Regions from separate parts of the Mus musculus genome. Here region 1 is linked to region 2. A link is a loop called in an ENCODE intact Hi-C map of the cell type or tissue named here. Cell type or tissue: left cerebral cortex. All regions are shown on one strand. Links, peaks and the distances in the headings refer to the core of each region. The heading gives the core; the rest is flanking DNA. Region 1 holds the start of Gm26159 (a small nuclear RNA gene). Region 2 has its middle 20 kb from the start of Rbfox1.

Region 1 (12,785 bases), core at 2,714-10,713, 1.3 Mb before region 2:
ATAGGACTAAAAGGCAGGAACAATCTCAAGCATAACAGGCAGCAGCAGCAGGGACAAACACGGCAGAAAGGCGCAGAGAAAACCAGCCAGTGTAGAGAGGCTTGCTTCTATTATGGGCGAGGAAAGGCATACTCCCAGCCACCCTCAGCACCCCTCACAATCCTTAAATAAGGTTGGTCATTTTGAATAAAGACAGGTTGGCCTTGAACCTCTGTCCAGTCCACCGGTCCATCAGCAGGAAGGCTTTCCTGGTGTGAGAAAAGCCCTCTCAGCTTTTGTTCTAATTGGTCAGGCTCTTGTCTTGGGTCAGGAGGGTGAGGAAGAAGCCGGCCATCTTGGAAGTTCACCACTTTATTACCCAGTCATGGCCCCTCTCCCTATTAGTGTGTGCACCAGGAGTCTGTCCAGCTCTTCACCTCTGAGGAGCACACATGCAAACAAGTGCTCAACTTCACCTTTGAGTGGCCACTCTGGGGTGGCCAGCTTGAGTTTCATGTTTGCAGTTCTTTGCATTTTGTCTCCCTCATAAATCTTGAACATTTGAACACTTGGTCCTCTGTTGGAGGCTATTTTGGGGGAGGATTAGAAGGTGTGGCCTTCTGGAGGAGGAGTGTCACTAGGGTGGGCTTTGAGGTCTCAGAAGACTCACACCATTCCCAGTGTGCACTCTCTGCTTCCTGTTTGTGGGTCTAGATGTCAGCTTTTAGCTGCTCCTCCAGCACCTTGTCCACCTACCTACGGCCACACTCCCTGCCATGATGGTCATGGACTCCTATCCCTCTGGAGCTGTAAGCTCTAAATAAACTCTTCCTTCTATAAGGTTTGTCTTCTTGGTCATAGTGTTTCATTGTAGAAATAGAAAAGCAACTAATGTGACACTTCTCAGGAAAAGAGGGAAGCCCCAGGAAACATACTACTTCTCTTTGGTATGGGGGCGGGGAGGGGTGGAAGAACTTAGTGCGTAGTCTCCAGTTTGTCAGATGTGTGATGTATGTATGGCAAGACAAGAATATGGCAGAATGGCCACTGCCTTGACTTGTGTATAGAGGCTAGGTATTCATACCTATCTGGCTTGGGTAGTTTTGCTTTACCTGACATATGGTGTACTTCAGCAGGTATGTGCACCCTACCCCCACACTAAGTTCTGGTGACTCAAGAGTTGACATTTAAACTGAGACATTAGAACACAGACTGGCCTATAGGGAGGCAAAGAATTCATTTGGGAACATCATAAGTCTTTTGTTTATTTTAAATTTTAATTAAAATATAATGACATCATTTCCTCCTTCCCTTTCCTTGTTCCAACTCCTCCAATGCCCCCACCCCAGAAGTCTTAAAACTTTGAGAAACAGCATGTCTGTGGGGCTAGGACATAGTAGTAAAGAAGAGCCAGGGAAAGTGCATGCATGTGTGCATGTACGTGTGAGTGTGTGCATGCACGTGTGCGTGCATGCACATGGGTGTGTGTATGTGTCTAAGTAACCAAATTCCAAAAGACATACTCCTGTAGTGTGCTTGTTTACAGCGTCTGTACTCAACTCTGGTCTATTTTCTCCCTCTTTCACCTGGAAAAGTCCTGTTCATTCTCTAGGACCAGACTCAGCTGTCTTCTGTTCAGATAGGCCTAGTTCCTTGCTCCTGTTACTGCCCTGTCACAGCACTACGCCTTGTATTCCACCACGCTTTTGGTTTTAGGATGCCTCCCCTCACAGGTTTTCCTACAGTATGGGGCTGAAATGACAGAGTTCCTGGGTCTGTTTGTGCACAGAGATCCTCATATCAGATGTGAATGAAGGAATTCTCATAATCTCTTTGGCATACATAAACTAAAGCCAGGATGTTGCAAAGGTGATTACCACAGCTCTGGGGAAGGAGGACTCATGCTGTGTGCTCAGTGAATAATTGCTATAGGAATGAGAAACCCATGCCCTTTGTGCCTCAGCTGGCCATGCTCTGCCCACAGCAGACATCACCAGTTGATGGCTTATATTCAGATCTTGTCTCTGCCTAGAGCTCCAACAGACAAGCTCAACTGCTTTGAGTTCATTTGCGACTTGAGAACTATTTGCTATGCCCAAATCTTTAATTGGTGCTGCCCAAGTCTCTTTTTCAAACACTTGCTTCAAGGACATTGGGAAACTCTGGGGATAGCATTCAGGAGCCTGACTTTTAAAATAAGAACTTGAGGTGATTTGGGGACATGCTAAATACTGACACAAGCTAATCTAGCTGTCACTGTCTCGAGCTGCTCAAATAAGTAGATGCATAACTTAGCGATGCATGCACTTTGGAAGATATTACAAGACAGGAGGAGACTATTCTGACAACACCGCCCTTCTTCCACAGGCTCCTCAGCCTGAGATGGAATACTCTAGATTCTGAAGAAACTCATCCCACTCTCTAGAACTATGCCCTGAGAATTTCTTCATTATTTAAAAAAACGTGGAATGCTTCACAGACGTGAGTGCCCTCCTGTGTAGGGGCTATGCTAATCATCTTGGTACTGTTCCAATTTTAGTTATATATATTGAAGCAAACATGAGACTGCCTTCATTTTTCTGTCTCATATCAAATGTGGCAATGTCTTTCAATGATAATAATGAAAAAAATTGAAATCTCCAAATTTCTTTGATACCCCCAGCTCTAGTTAATAAAGATGTTTATTTTAATAGAGCCAAGAAGAAGTTAGCTTTGGAGGCCAGCCAAACAGGGGACGATTCTGTGGTAAGCATGTACCTATTATCTGGAAGAATGAACCTAAAGAACAATCTGTTTGCTTCCTTTTCTGTTCTTCAGTGCTTTGGGGTTTCTCCACATAGAGCCTGAGCTTCAGGCCTCCACATTCTCACCCCTGGCAATCCCCTCTCCTTTCACCCCAGGCCGTACACCATCTTGCTTACTGTTCAGGTCCTTTTCCATCTATGATCCTTATTCCAACCTCCAACTGTAATCTCTTGGCCCAATTATCCCCAAAAGCAAAGTACTCCTGACTGGATTTGGAAGATTTCATTTCAGGTAGGCTCTGTGCTATGACTGGGTAGGCAAGTGACAGGAAGAAGGGATGGGGTAGGGGACAGAGTCTTGAGGAGGGGGAAACAGCTCAGTCAATAGAGCACTTGCTGCATGGGTGGGCATGAATCTGTGGCTCTGATATTGGGAATGGGGTAGAGACAGGGAGATCTTGGGGTCTCATTAACCACCCAATCTATCTGAAAGTGTTAGCTGTAGGTTCAATGAGAAACCTTGTCTCAAAACAGGAAAAGGTGGAGAGCAACTAAAAAAAGACACCATGGGTCTCCCCTTCCCCTTCTGTGAGGGGGGATGAAGAGGGGGCAACGTTTGGGATGAACACAGATAAAATAATTAACTGACAAAAATAATTTCAGAAAACCTGAAAAAAAAAAAGACACAATGGATGATCTCCTTACTGTCTACCGTCATGACTAACCCATGTACACCAGACCAACCCACACCAACCCAACCCAACCCAACCCAACCCACACCAAACCAAACCACACCACACCACACCACACCAAACCAAACCAAACCAAATCACACCATACCAAACCACACCAAACCACACCAAACCACCACCACCACAGGAAAAAAAAAATAGAATCTTATTGTTGGCTTGTTGAAATGGCTCAGGGGGTGAAACCACTTGTTACACAAGCCTATCAACCTGAGACCATGAAACCAATGGAGAAAGGAAAGAACTGTCCCTGAAAGTTGTCTTCTGATGTTTACACTGTGCCTGAAAGAACACTTTTCATTCTTTCTCCCCCATTTCTTGTTGGGTCTCTCTTGCTTGCTCAGTCTTTCTCTGTCTTTCTGTCTCTGTCTCTTTGTCTCTCTCCCTCCCTCTCTCTCTCTCCCCCCTTCTTCTGTTCCTCACTCCCGATCCCTTTCTTAGATAGAAATAGTCACAATAGTAAGTACATGCACAGAGACTAAGGTTTGATCTCCAGCACCTTAAAAATAATAATAAAATAATATAAACACAATATCAATAAAAAGCAATTCAAGAATAGTCAAATTCACAGAGACAGAAAACATTAGCACTGTTAGGCCCAAGAGGAAGAGTGAACAGGAGTGTGTGATGGAGTCATAGAGATGACTATGGGTTATTGATGATCGTTATAAACTTTATAAACACACCCAAATTCACTAAATATACACCTAGAAAAGGTAACTTTTCTGGCATGTGATGTAGCTCATAAAGGATTTTAGCAAATAAGTATGATCTTATTTTGTGGTCCAAATAGCTGAGGTCTGAGTCATTTCAGTGACACATGAAATCCCAATTTAAACTTACCTTTGACCAGTTCATACATGTATTTTCACCCCCCTCTCTCTCTTCATCATCTTTTATCCTCCTTAGACTTCTGTGGAGCCTCTTCTTCTTTCCAAGGAGCTCCACTTGCTCTCATGCCTTCTGTTGTTTTGGGTGGGAGTTACTGTATCATGGGCAACCTACCAGAGGCTATAGCCCTGAAGAAAAGGACTTTTCCTATCACCAGCAACCATTAACTGCCAACAGCTCCTCAAATGGGAGTCATGGTCTCAGGAGCTACTTTCCAGCCTGTGCTGGAATACTGGCTGGACTCAGTGTTATCAAATCTTGTGAGTTTTTGAGTGGGACATACATGTACACATGTCCAGAAGATATAGCTTCACTGTCCTTATAAAGATTCTGAATCCTTCCTAAGGGAAACTTCCCCAATGCACAGGCTTACTTTGGAACATGGTCCTGCCTCTCTCTACTTTTTATGTATCCGTGTCCTTCCTCCTGGTCATTGCTGCCTGTCCAAATTGTTCTGGCACATCACAGCAGAAGGCAGACTTCCTATGGGGGATTCTTTAATATTCCCTCTATTTATTTTCAGAAAAAACAAACCACCTTTGTAGGCATGTTTCCATACTAACAATCATGCTCACATAGTACTCTGTATCAGATACACTTTGCCTTACTGGACTGTGAGCTCCTTAAGGACTGATGATCCACCGATGACATTTTCTGTTGACAATAATAGAACGCCAGTTTCTGTTTTCTTAGAAGATAGATGAAGGGCCTAGGGCCCAGGCCACCATCAGATGTATTTTCTCCTGGGCTTAGCTCTCTTTGCCTGATTTGCCTTTGCTTTCTTGCAGGTTCTACTCTAGGGGCAAGTGCAGCTGCCTTCTCCTCTGGTGAACTTAGCTCAGTTCCAAGGGTTACCTTGGAATGTTGATGCCCTGGAACCATTTTAGTGGATAAGAAAAGAGATGCTTTGAACATCTCCAACCCTGGCACTGAAGGTGATCTGAGCGGGCTCCAGGGACTTGCACAGCTCAGAAGCAAGAAAGTAGGTGGAAATTGGAGAGAGATTACTTAATACCTCAGGAGTTCATTCGGCTCATGTCCTTAACACACAGCACATAGGTAATTAGTAGACATCTATTGAGTAAACCTGTAATACAAACACCAGCTTTCTATTGCCTATTCAGATGAAGGAGTATAATACTCTGAATGGTGGACAGGACAGGGCAGATGTGTGACATTAAGCCCACAGTGTTTGGACTGGATATATGACAGGTGGGCTGTAGATGAAGCCCTGGCAGCGTTTCCTAGCACGTGCAGGGCTTGAGATGAATCCCCTGCACTCCAAAAGCCAAATAAGAGGTGCACGATCATTTGTTAATCTTTTTTACATCAGGGAAAATGTTTCAGATATTTGGAAAGTTACAAAAAAGATCTCAACCCTTTTGTTCATGGATGCTGCTGTGGTCCCTCTTGAGAGTCTGAAAGGGACAGACAGACTCTCAGGAACTGCTGCACCGTGCCCGTGCTTCTCATGGCAGTTCTCTGGCAGTTCTTGGGTCCTCAGGATCTCCAGATCGTACAGCTTTGTCTTAAGGGCACAGTGGGCTTTGTGCGATTCACAGTCCTTCATTGTTTTCCAAAATTTCCTCCTGGAACTACCCTGACTCAAGGCTAGAGGGCATTGTGTGACCACAGAGAAGCTGTATCCTCCTGGACTCTTCGGCTTTTCACACAAAAAGGCTTGCTCACAGCTCAGCTAACTAGTGAGCTCTTCCCGTTCCCAGGAGGGAACGAAGCCAGCCCCCTGTGAAGCAAAGGATGGGGACAGGGGGAGAAGAGCCACCAAAGTGTTTCCCTCATTTGTATGTTGATGAAATGTCTGCATTTCCCCTAGAGCTCAAGAGCCTGGTTTGGATTGATTTCGCAGCAAGGATCTTGGTGTGTAGGGATATGCTGCAGATGAGGCTCAGGGTCCCTGCCCTGCCTGCCTATGGCTTCCTGTGGGATTTGGGGGAGGCCCCTTCTCTTGACTGAATCTGAGTCTCAATGCTCTTATCTGTAAATCTCGACACTGGATTAGGTGCTCCCAGGATAGATGTGATGCATGAGGCTTCTCTGGAGTGAAGATTTCAGGAGTGGAGGAGAAGTGAGGAGGAAGAAGATTGCAACCAAAAGGAGACTAGATTTCAAATGCATCAGGAAATCCCACAAGGGTGTGGGCAAGACAAATGCAGCCAATGCATGTGAGACCGGGAAAAGGCCCTTTCAGAAGACTAAATCGTGTGCATATTAATGCAGTCTGCTTAATCCAAAGGGAAAGCAGCTGTGGGTAAACAGCCTTTAACACAGTCTCAGGGACCAGCAACTCTTGGTGTAACCCTCTTCCCTTAAGTGTAGACTCAGTCTAGTGACTCATTTCTGACTAGCAGCAAGAAACCGAGACCCTTAGCCCAACAGACCACTAAGAAATAAATCCTGCCAAGAGATTTCCCACCTGAGTGAGGTGAGGAATGGAGGCTTGTCCAGTTAAACCTTTGGATTAGACTTCAGACCTCTTTGACAGCTTGATTATAGACCCCGAGGGAAGCTGAGGCACCTACTAAGCCACGCCTGGATTCCTGACCCACTAAGTACTGACACATCAGGGCATTGTGTTATAGAACCATCGACAACTAACATGCTAAAACAGTGGCTTTCAAATAATTTGTTCTTTCTCTGTGTGTATGAACACACACATGTGCATATGTGTTTCTATGTGTGTGTGTGTGTGTGCGCACGTATGTGCATGTCTGGAACAGAGGACAGCTTCTATTATCATTCCTCAGTATATGATCTACCTACTGATTTTTGAGACAGGGTTTTGACAGACTCAAGACTTTCCAAGAAAGCTAGGCTAGCCAGTTAGCCCTGGGGATGCCCCTGTCTCCATCTCTTAGTGTTGGTATTACACTGTCATGTCCAACTTTTTCACATGGGCTCTGAGAATTGAATCAGGTTTTTACGCTTGTGCAGTGAATACTTTTCTGACTGAGCAATTTCATGGCCCTTCAGACTGTTCTCTTTCTTAGTAGTGTGAATTAGGGGGGTGTTATTTTAGACTATCTATCATCTATCTATCTATCTATCTATCTATCTATCTATCTATCTATCTATCTATCCTGTGTGTGTGTGTCTGTGTGTGTGTGTCTGTGTGTGTAACAGAGGATAGCCTCTATGTGCATGCATGGAGGGAGATCAGAGGACAACTTACAGAAGTCAGTTCTCTCCTTCCACCATGGGATGGAATTAGGTGGGTAGGCTTGGTGGCGACTGTCTTCACTTGCTCAGGCATCTTACTGACACAGGTACATTTAAAAAATTTCTCCAGGCCGTGGTTTTGTTATTTGCAAGGGATGACAGTGTTGTCTAAGTGATGTCACGTGTGAAAACTGTGTGATGAAATGTCTAGAGGAGGAACACTGAATGACTACAGCTGTCGCCATCACTGATGATGCTGTTTCTCTTGGGACCCTCTTCTGCTCTGTGTGACTGTTTTGCCTCTCTGTACCTATCTTCCTCCTCCTTCTCATTCTTCCTGTGTCTTCTTTCCCATTCCTCTTCCTCCACCTTCAGTTCTTCTCCCTCCTTCCTGTATCCCCCCTATACTTTTTCCTTCTCCTCTTCTTCTTCCACTTTTTCTTCTCCTTCTGCTTCCTATTCCTCCATCCCCTTCCTCTTCTTCTTTCTCTTCTTTTCCTTTCTTTTTCCTCTCCTCCTCCTCATCCTTCTTCACCACCACCACCACCACTACCACAACCACAACCACTACCACCACAACCACTACCATCACAACCACCACCACCACCACCACTACCATCACAACCACCACCACCACAACCACCACCACCACAACCACCACCACCACAACCACTACCATCACAACCACCACCACCACCACCACTACCACCACAACCACTACCACCACAAACACTACTACCACAACCACCACCACCCTTGGAATCCAATAACACAGATAGAAACTAGCATTTTTCTAAAGTAGTCTGTCCTGAGATCTTTCCCACATTCTTACAGTCATGACAATGATGAGCAGATGACTGGCCAGCCAGCAAGCCCTATCCTCTGGCACCATCTGGTTCTGGTGACAGTAGGTCTTAGGTGAAGAGAACCGAGTGGAACTCTCTTCTGAGCTTTGTGGAGTTGCTCCCAGAGAGAGGCTGTGAAGCTTCCACAGTGGCTCAGACTTTCCAGTTTCTTTATCTGGAGAGAGAAATCTTTCAATCTTTTCTCTAGACTGGAGGCCAGCAGTCATTTCCTGCAAAGCTTTTGATATTTATTTTATTTCCAGCAGAGTTAAATTGTAGTAATTAATCCAGCCTAAGAAACGAACACCACAGAAAAGAAACTTAGAGCCCCACTTAAAGTATTTGTAAGTAATTTCTCATAGTTAATTGGTCTTCCCAGGAAAAAAATCGCACTGTTTCAACAGACACTGGTCATTCCAGTGTGAGCGAATGGTCAAAGAATGTTTACCTGTAAGCACTGGAACCTAAAGCCCCTCACATATCAAGCTCTTTTCCTACCTCTATTCTGGAAACTGAATTCTAACCAGGTGTGAGCAGGTGGGAACACATGTTCTAGTAAAGACTTCCACATATCTTGTGGCATTCCTGGTTTAAGGCAACAATATCTCCTCTTGGGTGGTCAGGACAGGTGATTTCTAGAAATAATGACTTAAGACAAGTGTGGTGGTGCAGACCTGTAATCTCAGTACTTGGGAGTAGAGACAAGAGGATTGATGCAAGTTCAAGGCCAGTCTGGGATACATAGAAAGTTCCAGATCATGTGGGGCTATACAGTGAGAGTCTGCCAAACAACCAAACCATACCAAACCAAACCAAACCAAACCAAACCAAACCAAACAACTCAAACTAGAAGCTTACTGGTTTGTAGAATAACCCTCATCTACATTTATTTCACAGAAAAAAAAAAGGATAATTTGATTCCTGAATTGTTTAAATTGGAAAACTAGTTGTTTAACTTTGGAATGCTAAACCTAAATTATATACAGTTCATCTGGATGGAGGTATCAAGTAGTAGCTGGTTAAATGAGTTTATAGTCTAATGGGGGTTACATATAAGTGGAAGGCATACAAAACTGTTTGCTGGGTGGGGTGACAAAGACAGGCGAACCAAGCCCCACTTGGTAATGGTGTCAACATCTCTTTATCATTAGTTGAGCTGAGTCTCAGGATTCGCCATGTGTATTCTTCTCTTGGGTTACTTGGGCAGTCACTTCAGTGCTCCAATTCCTTTGTGCTTTTGTATCTTTGAGCTCTCCACAGGAGAGGCTGGGTACACAGAGGAGATAGGTACCTCATGAATGCACACAGGCCTGCAGTGTGTTCCTTGATAACGCCTCACTCAGTTTCCCCCTACTCTGTCTCTGTGCTATGGCTTCCACATGTTCATGAGTCAGGCGATATTTTCTCCTTTCATTCTTTTAGGGAAAGAAACATATGAAGGCTTTTGTCTGATTGGAGCCATTGGAAATGGTGTATGTTACAGCTGTCTATGCCCAGAACCTCTCTTTTCTGGAGTTACATATAACCTCAGGTCTTTTATGGGACCATTTGGGTTTCATGCCCAACTTGTGAGCCAATCAGCTTTCTCCTTGGATGAGTGACATCCAAATGGCTGCTTCTCTATTTATCCTGTCATTTTCTGTACAATCTTCTCTCTTGAGTTATGGCTGCTCTCTATTTGTTTCTATGCCATCTTATGATGGTTGTTCATTGTGGGTCTTAGTTCCTCCCTGTACCCTGTACCTTGTACCCTGTACCCTGTTCTGTTCTGTTCTGTTCTGTGTGACTATTATGCCTCTATGTTTCTCCTCTTCTCTTCCTCATTCTTCTTCTTCCAGCATCTTCTCCCTGTCCTACTTTTTCTATCTCCAGCTCTTCTCCTCCTTCTTACACTCCTCCTGTATTTCTTTCTATTTCTCTTTCTCCTCTTCCTTCCTCCTCTTCCTCTTCCTCCTCCTCTTTTCTTTATTATTCCTCCTCTTCCTCCCTCTCCTCTTCTAGATCCTCCTCTCTTTCTCCTGTCTCTGAAGGTACCATATGTTTCCCAGTAAGGACAGAACCTGTCTGTTTTTTTTTTTTTCACGCCTGTATCCCCTAGTGTCTGGTATCCAGTAGACATTCAATATTATGTATCTGAGTGTATGGGAAGATAAACTTTGACCTAAAGACTTACAGGCAAAGGAAATCAGTTGCTTTTGTAAGAAAACAGGTAAACACTCCTTACTATCATATTATTTTAGACATGCTCTAAACCATATTATGTTAGGAAAGGAAAGAAGCACCTGTTATCATGGTCTTTGTGAAGCTCATCTTGATATGGAGGGAAAGGACATCTCTCTCAGCTGAAGGAAGAGTATTACTGCATATATGAATTCCTTCCTCACTGAAGTCTCTTAGAAAGCCTTGCCTAGTCTTTAGCTGCAATTTGAGCCTCAACGGAGAACGTCTAGTTATTACCAAGCTGTGAAATGGTAACTTCACCATGATTTCACTTCATTTTTTCTTAAAGAAATTGGTGTGTCAGAGTAGTTTTTCTGGAAAGTTCACTGTAGAGGGTAAAATTTCTGGTAACAGTCCTGAAATGGTCTTGCTTTGGGAACTGGGTTAAGCTAGTTTCTTTTCCTGGACCTTGCTCTTCCACTTTCACAATAAGTCAGGCCAAGCCATTCACAAGGACTTATCATGGGGAAATTCTTTAGCTATCAATCTAGTAGGATAAAAACGAACACACTGTAGTGTGGGATTTCACATCCAAGGATGAGATCTAAACAGTTATGGAAAATACCATGTGGCCCCAATCTTTAGGAATTTTGTAGATTAGCATCCTCTTGTAAACCTGCTGCACCTAGTAGGCAGTGATAACTTTGAGTACTGTCATCCTCTCACCTGTCCTTTATGTTGGGTTAGTAGAATGCATTTGCTATGAGTGATGGATAAAGAGAAGGAACAGTATTTAGACATGCTGATACATCATGTTCCTCAGAAAATCTTACGTCTTACTACAAAATATAATATATTGGCATCTGGGAAGGGGTTGTTGATAAAAAATGGAACATCTTGGAGAAGGGATGCCACCCTCTGTTGAGCTTTCTTGTGTCACAGAAAGAAGAAAGGCTTGCTCATCATCTCTCCATGAAACAGTATTTAACGGCTACTATGTCTTGAGAAATATCTTCATGATATACAACTTCTCAGACAAGAACATCATTCTTAAAGGGCAGATTAAGTCCCAGATCCAGCTTTGCCACTTGGTTACTGGATGGATTTGGGGAACCTTCTTAAATTTTCTGAGCCCGTATGTAGAACTGGTCATTGCTAGTACTACCACATTCTAGGCTATTGACTGCTCTGATCTTTAGACATGCCCTGACCACTGTCATTTGAAACCACAGAAGCCATGAGTGCTGCATGAGATCCTCAAAGACTGGCTCAGTAATATCCCCTGGTGCAAGGGGGGAAATCTCATGCGTGCTTGAGGTCCCTCAGTGCCTTGGAGATATCTAAGTGGTGGGAAGACTTTTCTTGATGGCACAGCTGCCCTATAAACTATGTTCCAATAAGTAATAGACTCCCCAGGAGAAGTCACATAACTCAAACAAGATATTTGGGGAGTTGTGAATGTTGCTAGCATATATATATATATATATATATATATATATATATATATATATATATATATGCCATATATCCTGTGGCTCTGTTTGGGAGCTAAGAAAGTATTTTCTAAAGTCATGACAACTGATACTTTGTCACAACAATTCATGGATTCAAGGGGTGTGTAGCATCACCTCTAAGCTTATTTATATCCATTTTAATCATTTATATTCATTTATATTATATAATACACTTAAATGACAGGTGTCATGATTACATCCATGGTGGAGATGAGGGAAGGAAGGTGTTCAAGTATTCTGTGGTCTCATCTTCCTCACTGTCATCGCTATCACACCTTATCTTCGAGACATCTTGGCCAAGGTTGAATTTCACTTTGTAACCCGGGAAGCTGAAGCCAGGAGATACTAAACAAATTTCCCCAACTTTCTGAGACAACTTGGAAGTATACATCTACACAATTTCCAGACCTAAAGTCTTTCACCTACATGATGTTCCAGACAGAATCTACCTGGATTCAGGCAACCTATTCTCTATTCGATTAAAAATACCAACTGCTTTAAACTGTGGCACTCCTCCCCCTTCTCAATGGATTGTCATTGACTAATTTTCTAATTCTTGATAGTCACCCTTTTCTTTTCTTCAGGTTTTTCATGCATTTATGTTTTTTATCTCTATCTCTTCAACAAAAATGTAAACTCTTTTAATACAGAGGTCCTGCCTTCTGTTTTATTCTATTGTTCTATTCCCCACTGGGAGATGTCTAGCTCAAGGTAGGTGTGTCTAGG
Region 2 (12,785 bases), core at 1,706-9,705:
CCATCTCTGTAGCCCTTACTCAATGTAAATGCAAACTTTGATATATATACATATATCAAAGTTTGCATATATATATATTTTTTTTAATCTGGTTTTGAACTCACAATTGTTCTGTTTCGGAGGTCTGGAGAGATGGCTCAGTGGGTAAGAGCACTGATTGTTCTTCAAGAGGTCCTGAGTTCGATTCCCAGCAACCACAATTGTTCTGTTTCCCCCTAGAACACTGGGAGTCCAGATCTATGTCACTCACACCCCAGACTCCAAAACTTCCATAGAACGCAATGTATGTAGGATACAATTCTCATCACTGGAAGACTTTGTTTCAATCTTTCTAACAATACCATGGCCTCAGCAGTACTCAGAGGGCTGCCTTCTATACAGGAGAGTACTGGAACCACTCAGGGCTACGTGAGTGACATATCTCGTCTTCAACACCACACCTGTCTGACTCCCAGTCCTCTCTCCCTTTTCCTGGGTGCCACTAAGGAGCTTGCTCTTCATTCATGTGCCCACATAATATACCAGCTTTAGTCTCAAACCTCTAAGTTCCAAGAAAGACTCTGTGGGCAGTAAATGAGAATTCCAAAATATCCTTCTGGAGATGGGCCACTGCTTTGGGACTATGTCATACCGATGGCACTATCTCCCCTCTATTTGTGCCCAAGCATATAAACATTGACAGAAAACAGGTGCCCCTCTCCATATATCTTCAAATAATGTCTAGCATGGAGGGTTGCCTGTCTCTTTCACAGATGCTGGGAAGTGCACACCTGGCGTAGGCACCAACAGTCCTGCATACCCAGCCATCACAGCTCCGAGCTCAATAGTCAGCACTTTACAATATGCCTCCTCGTCCGCTTTCATCTCCCTCAACTAACTGCTTGGAGGCGAAGGTGGGGATTCACAGAGTCCAGGATCTACATTTGTTTCATGACTACCATACAGATCTTACCTCCCTTGAGACTTCATGGCTGGCCTCAAAGATGAATGTGCCTTTTAGGACCAAAATAGAACAAAGGGCTGAAAAGCAACTAAAGGATTTAAAATTAGGATGGAGGAAGAAAGAAAGAAAGGAAGAAAGGAAGAAAGGAAGAAAGAAAGAAAGAAAGAAAGAAAGAAAGAAAGAAAGAAAGAAAGAAAGAAAGAAAGAGAGAGAGAGAGAGAGAGAGAAAGACAGGAAGGAAGGAGGGAAGAAGGAAGGAAGGAAGGAAGGAAGGAAGGAAGGAAGGAAGGAAGGAAGGAAGGAAGGAAGGAAGGAAGGAAGGAAGGAAGGAAAAAAATAAAAACCTTGGTCCTGGAATAGTCTGCCTTAACCACTTAAAAATCAGCAGTGATGTCCACTTTGAATATAGTGGGTCCCCATATGTCTGTCCCCTCCCACTGGGACCCAACATTTGCTATAGCTTTTTATCATGCTGGCTAGCAGTATGCTCATCTGCCTGCCTTGTGGAGCAGCCTTGGTGTTATTTTTATGATGACTCGGAGCCTTTTTTTCATGTCGCACTTCTCCATAACTCTGGAACATCACACACCTGTTCTGCACACAACACAGGAGGAGATAGAGATGGGTCTTGTGGAGGGAGGAGAGAGGTGGCCATTTCTGCCTGCTCTGAAAAGTCAAATGAGAAAAGAAGAAGCTGACAGAAGCTATGAGGTACCTTTTCTGCCTTTGAGGCTATATTATGTGCCAGCACTTTGTTTAACCAACTATTTTTGTGTTCACATGTTTGTTGAGAGAAGCAAGCATTTGCACTTGTTTTATAAATATGAGCTCAGTTCAGTCTCACAATGACTGAACATGAGTACCCTAGCTCCTATAATTGGTTCAGTCTCACAATGACTGAACATGAGTACCCTAGCTCCTGTAATTGGTTCAGTCTCACAATGACTGAACATGAGTACCCTAGCTCCTGTAATTGGCTCAGTCTCACAATGACTGAACATGAGTACCCTAGCTCCTATAATTGGTTCAGTCTCACAATGACTGAACATGAGTACCCTAGCTCCTGTAATTGATTCACTGTCACAATGACTGAACATGAGTACCCTAGCTCCTGTAATTGGTTCAGTCTCAGAATGACTGAGCATGAGTACCCTAGCTCCTGTAATTGGTTCAGTCTCAGAATGACTGAGCATGAGTACCCTAGCTCCTGTAATTGGTTCAGTCTCAGAATGACTAAGCTCCATTTTCACAGGTGAGAAAACAGAGCATGCACTGAAGGGAAAATGGCACCCTGGGGCTTATAGGTGAAACTCTTCTACTATGTTTTATTCTAAGAATTACTGTCATTGCCTATTGATCACTGTTGCCTACAGCAACACCTGCCCTTCCACCATAGCCACCATTACTACCATCTTGAGCTCACCATGAATACCTCAACCCCTATTTCTGTCTCCATCATCACCTACCAATACATTATTCCACTACTGCCATGAATATCAATGTAACCTACAACCAACAAGTCCATTACCACCTCAGTCTCCAGGATCACCTGCTATGACATCATAGCCACTATCGCCACCATCTCAATCTCACCACAAGCGGCTCAACCACAGTCCCCATCATCAACCTACTGTCCCATCTATGATCACCAAGAAGGTGCTGGCTTGCATTTCCACTACCATGTTTATGGTACACCTCTGTTTACTTGATTATGACCACCACAGTCTTTAACTCCACCTCACTATCACCATCATGCTCATTTCCATTGTCACCTGCTAGTCCATGAACTTCACCTCTACTGTGTAGCCAACAGTGTTGTGTCTCCACCATCACCACCAAGACCCCCAATTTTATAGAACCATGAACACTAAAATTTTTTACTACCAGTTCTTTCTTTACCACCACCAGTAAGAGTAGAGTGTAGACATCTATAGACTTTTGCCTGTAGTTGGATATCATACTGGATACTGTACAACCCACTTCATGTTATGTTCCTGACAATGCTATGCTTCTTATCCTATAACTCTTTCTATTGCTCAACTGTGAAAGCCAAGTTCTACAACAGTTCATAATTGCGCCTAAATAGATATTTCTATAAGATTTGTGACATATTTAGAATCCAAAACCAGACCACTCTCACCTGTGTGTGTGTGTGGGGGGGGATGCTGGTCAAAGAATAGTTGTAGGAGTTGGTCCTCTCCTTCCACCATATGGGTCCTGGGGATTGAACTCAGGTGCTTGGTCTTAGCAGCAAGCACCTCTAAGCACCTAGCCATTTAGCTGCCTCTGAAGTGATTTCGTCGTTGTGGACCTCATATGCTCTTGAATTCCTGTCTGGATAGGTTTTATTACTAGGTCATGCTGTGCTAAGAATATGCCACTAAGGGTTAAAAATCAGCATTTCTTTACTTCTGTAGCACTCGCGAAACTCTTAGAAGCCTGGCTTCCATAGCTGCACACCTTTGTCATGTACACTGTTGTAATTGCTGGCTTGAATTAAAAGACAGCATTTGAGAAAGTTACACATGCAGGAACACACACACACACACACACACACACACACACACACACGATATAAAAGAGTGAAGAATCTGCTTCTCTCATCCGCACATCATCATCTTGGTAGGCATGATGAAGAAGGAGGAAATGTGGTCAGATTTTTGTGTGATTTTTTTAAATTTATATTTTCCACGATGCCATCAAAAGCTGTGGGAACAGAGGGATGTTTATTTGGGTGAATCACCAGCTTTGCACAAATCCCAAGTGCTAATTGCATAATGGGTCTTTATAGAATGCCATAATATGGGTTCGGCTGGTTTCTCTGTTTTGGGTTTGAAAAATAGATTGTTTAATAAGCCATCAAAGCTATATGTTAGCCAAGTAAACAAAGGAGCAGATGTTGACTGCCGTCTTGTGCCTCGTAGACATAATTAAAGACAACGAGGCACTGGCGGGTTCAGAGAATAGAGGACAAACACAGACAGACACGCACAATAGGATCATTGGAGTCCCTTTCAGGGCACCTGCTTTCTCCGTCTGAAATGCTGCATCGTGTTTCCGGTCCTGAGGAAACATGGCAAAATCTTTTCTTTACTTATGTAAATCTACATTCACCCTGCCCTCTGCTTTTCAGGAAGATAGTGTAGTGAACATCAGCCCTTCTCAGCGAATCTGTCTCAATTTCATGACTACTGACTTGCACATGAGGTCGTTTAAAAAAAAAACAGTAATATTTTCATAGGCATAAATGTTGATGAGGAACCAGTTAGCACCCAAATTTTGATATTTATCAAAGAGTTTCAAGCCGTTGTTTTGAGCGGGAGGCAGAGTGGAGCTTCAGCGTGAGTTTCTCCGTTTGATTCTCGTGTGAGGAGCCTTCTCAGCTGACATGCTTATTTCCTAAGCTAAGAGCTTTAAGTACTTGTTTTCTTTTCCTTTAGTAACAGCACTTGGAAATCCAGTATTTCAGCTACCCCAAAGCCATCGTCTTGGGTAGAACACTTAAAGTAGCGCTTGAATTTCCTAAATACCCTTATTTCTCCCTTCAAGTTCTTACTCAGTCCTACCCCGGTTTTGTGTTCTTCGTTTTACAGTGGGGAGAAAAACACAGACACACAAAATAGAATTAAAACATGCAGTGCAGAATGAAAACAAACCAAGGGACAAACGAGACCATGATGATGCTGCTCTCGGAGCATGCAATGAAAGAATTCACAGCTCCAAAGAAACCAGGCTACTGTAACTTCTTTTTTTCACTAAAAGCAAAACAAACAGTCTCCAGGCTTAAAAATCAGAGTGCTCTACAGCTCACTTCAGAGAAGTTTCCTCGATGCAACATTCCAGGCCCACATAAAAAGCACTCCCACTTGTTCAAAACAAGGCAGAACTCCATTCTGGTGAGTAAATGAAATTGTAGTAAGTCTGAGAAAACATCCCCAAAGCCATTGTTTTAAAAGCACAGGAAGCTGTGTGCTGGCTTGTCGAGAATAAGTAGCATTAGCCTTCAGTAAGCCCTTCCTGCCTCCTCTGCAGGTTCTGATGATGCAGACAGAAGGGGGTTCTAATGGGGTTTGCATCTCTTCATGCTAATAAAGTAGCATCAGTCCATTTTCAGGAGCAACACTGAAAAGCCTAAGCATCCAGTGAAAGGCAAATGGGGCCAGGGAGCTGCCAGGAAGCCAAGCCCTTACCCTGAAGCACCTATGACCAGTTGCATCTCCGCCTTCATTCATTCTTTATGGAAGGGCAACGCTGTCCGTCCCTCAGTGGATCTGATCCGCACGGGCTTGTGCACGCACACAAGCACTCAGACTGCGCACACATCCACACACCATCTCAGAGCTCTGAGGCAGTAAAGTACCAGGCTCTTTTGATTTATGAAGCAGCCTTCACAGCAGCAAGCTAACAGCATGGCCAGCCAGGACCCCACTCCCTGAAATGCCTTTATGAACAGGACAAGGCCCTGCTCGTGAACAAAAGCAGCGGTGTGGCTTATAAATCATTAATACAGATGGAGCCAGGCAGGAACTGTATTCCCTGCTAGCTGAAGAGCTTTGGTTCAAAGAGAGGTTTGGAGGGCTGGAATTGGCTTTGCAGAAACACACTCTATCACTGTCTGTGGGTGTGACCTAGAAGCCTCGAACTTTCTCTTTGAAACCTCTGTAAATCCAAGGTTACTAAGTGTCCTAAAATACAAACCAATAAACCTAAGGAGTTAAGATGAAATCACATGGCTCAGGCCTATAATCCCAGCACTCACAAGGCTGAGGCAGGAGGACTGCCATGCGTTTAAGGTCAGATTGTGTGACATAGTGAGCTTGATACTAGTCTGGTCTAAGGAGGCAGACCTTCACATAGCTAACTAATGTGAAACCAGAATCTGCTTCGGGGAGGAAGGATGCTCAGAACAACCTCATTTCTAACAAGTCTTTTCTTTTAAAGCAAAGTCAAGGGGCACCGTGGTCAGTAGAGCTGTCCAGACAAACAGCCTGGCACAAGCCTCTTACATCAAGTTACACCAGAAGCTTCCAAGGCAGGATGAGGCAGGACAGGCAGCTCACTGCAGAGTAAGGTCTAGGCATGGGGTCTGGAGGAAGAACACTTTGTGACTTGAAACATCAACCACCGAAGTTTTTTGTTCTGAATGTTAAAGAACAAAAGAATGAAAGAAAGAGAGGAGAAAAGGCAGGCAGACAGGAAGGAAGAAACAAAGAGCAGAAGAAAAGAAGGAGGGAAGAAAGGTAGAAAGGCAGGTGAAGCCTAAAATGGACTTGCTGCTACGCAACTATAATCCCAGCACTAAAGAAGCTGAGGCAGGAGGATAGTTGAGTTGGATGCCAGTCTGTATTTCAAAGCAAGACCCTGCCTGGCAAAGAAAATGATAAACAAATCTAGGAAGAAGAAGTAAATATACCAACTCCCTGGAGGCCTGTGTGTAATATTAAAAGAGATAATCCACGTAAATATGCTGAGTCATGTGCTTGCCACCCAGGACTCCATAAACGTTATTGATTATGTCACTATTTTAATTATGCCCTTGTCATCATGGTGCTGAGGATGGCAAAATTGTCTGGTCCCCTCAGTGGACTCACAGTATCTCTTCCTGTTTACAGAAAGGGCTTCCTTTCCCAAAACTGATCCAAAAGAGAAAAAAAGGGGTTGGGGGAGTGAGGCGGGGGAGGCTATAAGGATCATAAAAACAAAGTGTGGGGGAATCCTGAGTTTGACACAGAGACCCCTAGTGGAAAGAACTGAAATTGCACCAACAGGCAAAGACTCCTTTCTCTTCCTGCTTCAACAGCTCCCCCTCTGACTCCTTGGAGAGGAAAGTGTTGAAGTTGGGGGAAAAAAAGAGAGAAGAAAGAGAAAAAGGAAAAACAAATGCATAGCTTTCTGCAGGTTATCTGGATGAGTGAGCCTGTCAGCCCATGTAAGCAGAGGCGATGGATGGCGAAGCCAGCGCAGAGCTGATTGTAGGAGATGCCTTTGTGTTTCCAGAAACTCCAGGAGTGACCCAAATTGAGTCCCTTACACCTTGCTCTTATGTTCCCAGAATAAAAGGGACAAACAATCAGACAGCAGGGGCTCTTCTGCTTCTCGAAGCACCGAGAATGGAATGAACTCCTCTCCTTTAGCTCTCCCTAGCTAGGGCGCTTACTCTGGTATCCAAGTCAGTGATCCAGGGACCCATCCCTGTCAGGGCTCCTCCTGATGGTCCGCGTTCGAGCAGCCACTCACTGCCTTGAAGCCTATTGGAATCCGCATCAGCACGTTCCGAGTCTCCAGCACGGGGCACCACGACATTCTGAATAGAAATAAACGAAGCTCCTGCAGTGTGATTCCGTCAGCTTTTGAGAGTAAATAACTTTGCTGCTGACAGGAGCCGGGTGATTTTTACTTTCCCTCTTCCCGTCAGAGAGCATTAATTGAGCTATGTAGCCATATCACAACCACCAGGGAAAGACCCGAAAGAGGAAGGAAAGCAGAGAACTAAGCAGACAGGATGGATGAGAGACGCAGAGTGGCCCTCGATTGCTGCTGGTACCTATAACCTCAACAGACCATAGGTACACACATAGGTATTCCCATTCAGGAAAATACAAATAGAAGTGGGAAGCTTCCAGGAGCCGGCCCTCTGTTACCTTAAAACAATTCTCTATCTCTTAACGGCTAAGTTAGGATCTGCTTTTTTTCATATCTTCAGTATCTATGGGCTCTTTGCTGCATCTCGAGCCCTGAGTGGTATCCCACTTCACCTCACCAAGAACAATATACAATGGCATTCTAGTCTCGATTTTTTCCGAAGAAGCAATTAAGGTCCAAATCAAGTTAAGTGACTTGCTCAATTCAGTCAGATCAGCTCATGAATAACAGAGTTGGGATTTGGCCTCAGAGCCCGTTCTACACAAGGACAAGAGACACCTGCTTTTTGTAGACTGTTTTTGGAGGGTTGAACACCCAGGCTTCTAAGGCAACATCAGTGTTCGCATGTCATTTGGAAATATTCTCTCCCTGACTAAGATTCCATAATTGCTCCTCATTGTTCCTGAAGTATTCCAGGAGAGGGGCATCATATTTCAGTCCTTATCCTCTCCAAAGAGCTAAGCACTACTTAACCCAGGCTCAGGAAGCAGTTCTCCTAGAAGGAACCCCACAGATGCTTGCTGCTATTTCCAATAAGAAAAATCCCATTCTCCAGGTGAGTGCCAGGCAAACGTCTGCCCCCAAGGAAAAGAAAAGACTCATTAATCCCAAAGTCTCCTTGTATTCTACTCCCGAGCCCAGGGAAATCTGGGCCCTTAAATCCTAAAATTGCCTGTACTTTGTTCCATAGCCACAGAAGAGAAAGAAAAATAGTCATTAAGTCTCTGAAAACACACACTGGCCTTCTGAATTTACCTCATTCGCGCTCTGCTTCCTATTCTGTGTGTACTGAAACAACGCAGAGAAAAAGATCAAAATGAGGTGCAACTGTCTAGCCACTAAGGCCTTGGTGAGCATTAAGGACCACAGCAGCAGCCTTCTGACTCAGTCCATTGTCTCAGAGCCCTCTGTACACTCTAATCATTAAGTACAGGATGTCTTTCCTTTGCTGTCTGCTGCTGTCTGGGCAGAGGGATGGAGAGGTGACATAGAGAGAGATGTAAGTTAATTATATGTGCTTTCTCTCTGCATATTGGACCAGAGGAAGGAAGGAAGGAAGGAAGGAAGGAAGGAAGGAAGGAAGGAAGGAAGGAAGGAAGGAAGGAAGGAAGGAAGGAAGGAAGATGTAATTCTAACCCAGACATGACATAAAACACTCTATGGACCAAGCTGATGTGTGTCTAAATGCAGTATTATAATGATGTTAAGGATGCTAAGACTCTCCCAGAGACAGAAGCTCTAGGCTTTGCTTCCTGAGGGCATCTGTCACCCCGTGGGGGTTCAATAGGCACAGAATGAGCTGAGGGTGGTGGTAGCCAAGGCCTGACATTTCAGCAATGAGGATGATTGAAGTAGGAGGAACCAAAGTTAAAGGCCAGCCTGGGCAACTAAGACCTTGTTTCAGAATAAAATGTAAAAGGAGGCCCGAAGGTTACTGGGAAAGCACTTGCCTAACATGTACTAGGCCTGAGGTTTAACCTCAAATTCACAATAACTGAGACACACACACACACACACACACACACACACACACACACACACACACCATGTGAACTCTATAAACCTAGAATCAGTGGGCAAGTATGAGAGGGAGTGACTGTGGATTTTCATGTATACTGGAAACCATATCACCACTATAATTGGGCAAGGGTACCTGTCTACTTAAATGTAGGCTTATTTCAAAATCTGTAAAGATGTGTCACCTGCTGTAGTTATTAGGTAAAAACAAGGAAGGTGGAGAAAGAATGGGCCATGTTTGTCTTGTTCACATCATATATGTCCCTTGACATGATTACATAGTTGTCAACAGGAGCCTTGGCACCTCTTGTTGAATATGACTCCTTAGCAGTTTGATCAAAGCTCTCCCCTTCCTTACTGTCCCTGTCTTGGGTCCATACCTCACAGGTACCAGGTCACAATTCTGGAATGGCTTTCTTTCCATAGGTTACCTTTCCACCCTGCACCTCATTCAAAATGATGTGAGCCAATCAGACCCATACTCTGCCCTTAGAGAATGACCACTCTGTATTAGACCCATTTCCACTGCTTGATGTCTCTGTGTGTCTAAGTGTGAGATTACCACAGTGTCTGTTGTAGCTGAGAATAATTCTGTGTGTGTGTGTGTGTGTGTGTGTGTGTGTGTGTGTGTGTGTGTGTGTGTGTGTGTGATGCGTGCTTGCTGGTACATGTGCATATGTGCACATGAAGGTCAGAAGACAACCTATTTCACTCCTCCGACGCTGCCCGTATTTTCTTTGGAGTTGGGGGTCTTTCCTTGGCTTGGAACTGTCCTGGAAAGCTAACTTAGTTGACTAGAAAGACAAAAGGATCCTCTTATCCCTGCCTTCAGAGTGCTGTAGTTTTTAGACATGTGCCAACAAACCTGCTTGGTCCCTCCCTCCAGCAGGGCTGGGTACTGAGCACAAAACACGTGCAAGGCCAACACATGACCACTTACACTGTCACCTCCCCCACAGGGTTCTTGCTCCTTCTTTACCCCTAGGCTGAATTTCTGGCTTTTCCTCTCAGGTCAGAAGAACAATCAGGTCTCCAGAGCCTCCTGAGCCTCCTTCTCCTCTCCTACCCCATGCTCCCTAATCTGAAGCTATTTTCTGGGTTCATCTCTATCCACATTCATTCTTTTACTGGAGCCTCGGCTGCACAACAGCATGGACACTATGTAACATTCTAAAATAGCGACAACACTTGGAAACAATTTTCATAGAAACAAGTGACTATACTTCCGCTGAACATTACACTCAAGTGGAGGGTGGTGACTACTCTCTTTCCTTGATCTAAGATTCTAACCCACATACTTATCTATTCCTCTCTGTTCTGAACAGCTACACTCAATATACATCCGCCCTGAGGCATTGTGGGTAAAATCCAGGAAAAGGCTGAAAGACCCCAACTATCTCACTGCAAAGCTAAGATGATGCTCTGGACACTGTCAAACACTTGTTAAATACAAGAAATGTGGATCTGCAGTAGAGGAATCTAAAGCAGAGGCTCCAGGCAGTAGACTGAAATCGTCTTTTGCTCTTTCTCAGCCAATAGCAAACAATCATGGCTGCAATATCCTAGGAAGAACAGCGACAACTTCCCAAGCCACGCCAGGAGTCTGCACATTTCCTCCATCGTCGATTTCTTATCCTTATTAAGGGCTTGGGCACTGAATTTGAGATCCCTGGGTAAGCCATTTCCTAATAGTTTCCAGCTATAAGAACAGACCGTGTGACCACTGCCCATTTCCCCAACTTACTTGCACTCAGCGTGGTAAAAGAGCCAAGGCCCTTCTAAGCTATTATGCTTAAGAGCTGACCCCATAGAGCCAGGAAAGGCAAGTGACATCAGGGTGACAGCCACAGACCAGAGCTCAGCCCTGCAGGACTCTCTCCAGCAGCACTGGAAACAGGCAACTTTATTGATGAACGGAACTTTCTATGTTTGTCTTAATTGAATTAAGCAGCACACTGGGACACCTCTCCGTGTCCATTAAAGAAGTCTCTGCAGATGGGACAATTATGTCCATGTCTGCCAGCCCTGCCTCTTTCTCAGGATGATACCCCATGCCCATCACCAGCCCCCTTAGGCACAGATGTGCCAACCTGATTTTGTTTACTGCGCCGCAAAGTCTTTCTCTTCCAGAAGACCATGATTTGCCTGATAAACTACACTGCTTTTTACCAGCCAGTATGAATAAACAAGCATTATGTTTTCTCTTGGGGCAGGGAGCTTGGCGAAATGAATCAGAAACCCCTAAAAAACAATTGTCTACCCTCAGCACATCAGCTACCGGACAATCACTCAAAGGGCAGCTGTAAGGAAAACAGATGGTGTGTGAGCACTAATGATCCAGGCTTTCTCCATTCCCAGCTCAGGCAGAGCTGCTGGCTTGCATGTTCTGACACACAACCTACCACGAAATGGCAGACAGAGAGGGATGGCACGGAAGACTCCTGTCTGTGGACAGGCAGACGCGTTATGTTTTCCACAAATGACGGTTGCTTTAAGTGGCTTTAAGGAAGTGGCAATCTAGATAACCCTGCAGCCAACCAAGTTCATGACATCTTTCTCTCCACGGAGGTGAGGCAAAGAAGCAGCCCAGTCCAGTGGACACTGGGCCTCACCCTGTTCAGAACGGTGACACGTACTTTCTTTCTTTCCTTAGAAAAGGCCAGAAAAAAAAAATCCCAGCAGGGTTCGTTAATCAAACAATTTATAGCAGACAATATCTGAAGACAGAGGCAGGCAGACATCTCATGGCAAACAGCTAGGCAAGCCTGCAGATATGCTCATTCTAGCCACTTAGATCCCTTTAAACAATTCAGACATGAAGATAATCTATCCTAATTCTCTTCTGCATTATTGACACTATTGACTACCCCCAATCCACAGCACTAACTAATAAATCAGTATGGGATTAGCCAAGAAGAAAAAAATGTGATAAAGTGTCATTTGTGCCCTCCGTAAATCATCGGATGGAGAGACGCAAGGGGACTCGCTGCAATGAGAATTGAACTTTCCTACGCAGTCATAATGGTTATGCCTTACCTAATGTGTCCCAAATTTATAAGCTCATCTGATGCATAGAGGCCGGCCCCCCACAACTCCACTGCCATCCAACCTCTGTGAGAGAGCCCTTCTACCCCAGTGAGTTTCCACACTGAGCAGCACTTTCTAATTAAAGACAGAAAGGGCTGATGTGCGGGTTTCAGTTCAATTGCTTTCGATCTGAAGGTGTCCACCATGAGCAATGGCTTCATTTACCAGGAATTACCCTTTGTACAAACCACTTCACTATTTAAAACAAAGCTCATGTATCACCATTAGGTTGGGAAAAATGACCCATCGTTGGGTATTGACAGTGGTGTGGGCCACTTCAGAGCCCCCTTCTCCTCCCCTCTTTAATGTGGATTTTAAGTATTTGACTCATTGTTAAATTTGGGCTGATTAAAAGGTTGGGAGTGAACAGTCTTTGACAGATTAGAAGGCTTCATGGAACAGACCCGAAGGAAGATACTGAGGGTGGGTCGGGAACAGGGAGCAGTAAGTTCCTATGCTACTGGGTTTCCTTAGGAAGTCCTAACTCTGTGAAATACAGCTCTGGAGGCCTCGTGCTTGAAGTGTGCATCAGAAAACAAACTGTAGTGTCTGCCTATCCTGCTTGTGGTCTCAGCATTCCATCCCAAGAAATGGG

Evidence for each region. Hi-C counts contacts between places; a loop is a spot of excess contacts. Peaks named below come from ENCODE experiments on the same cell type or tissue, not always from the same donor. Only the 100,000 strongest peaks of a DNase experiment are listed, where the experiment ranks them.
Region 1: it touches region 2 in a loop (2.9-fold over the local background); 2 of 42 quality-filtered maps call a loop at or near these places.

Annotation. Positions count from the first base shown.
Region 1 is chr16:8,326,748-8,339,532 of GRCm38, reverse strand. Gm26159 (a small nuclear RNA gene) reads right to left here and starts at 2,540; the gene lies at 2,437-2,540. Gm29936 (a long non-coding RNA gene) reads left to right here. Exons shown (of 5, transcript XR_875877.1): 5 at 1-627. In left cerebral cortex, for the core only: a CTCF peak has its summit at 5,982; a DNase peak (open chromatin) is centred at 6,030.
Region 2 is chr16:7,043,722-7,056,506 of GRCm38, reverse strand. It overlaps a transcript of Rbfox1 not described here. Among named protein-coding and RNA genes, the nearest start is that of Rbfox1, 20 kb to the left of the region's middle. In left cerebral cortex, for the core only: a CTCF peak has its summit at 6,700 (motif pointing left); DNase peaks (open chromatin) are centred at 4,794, 6,710, 6,969 and 7,138; H3K4me3 peaks cover 669 bases; H3K27ac peaks cover 1,144 bases.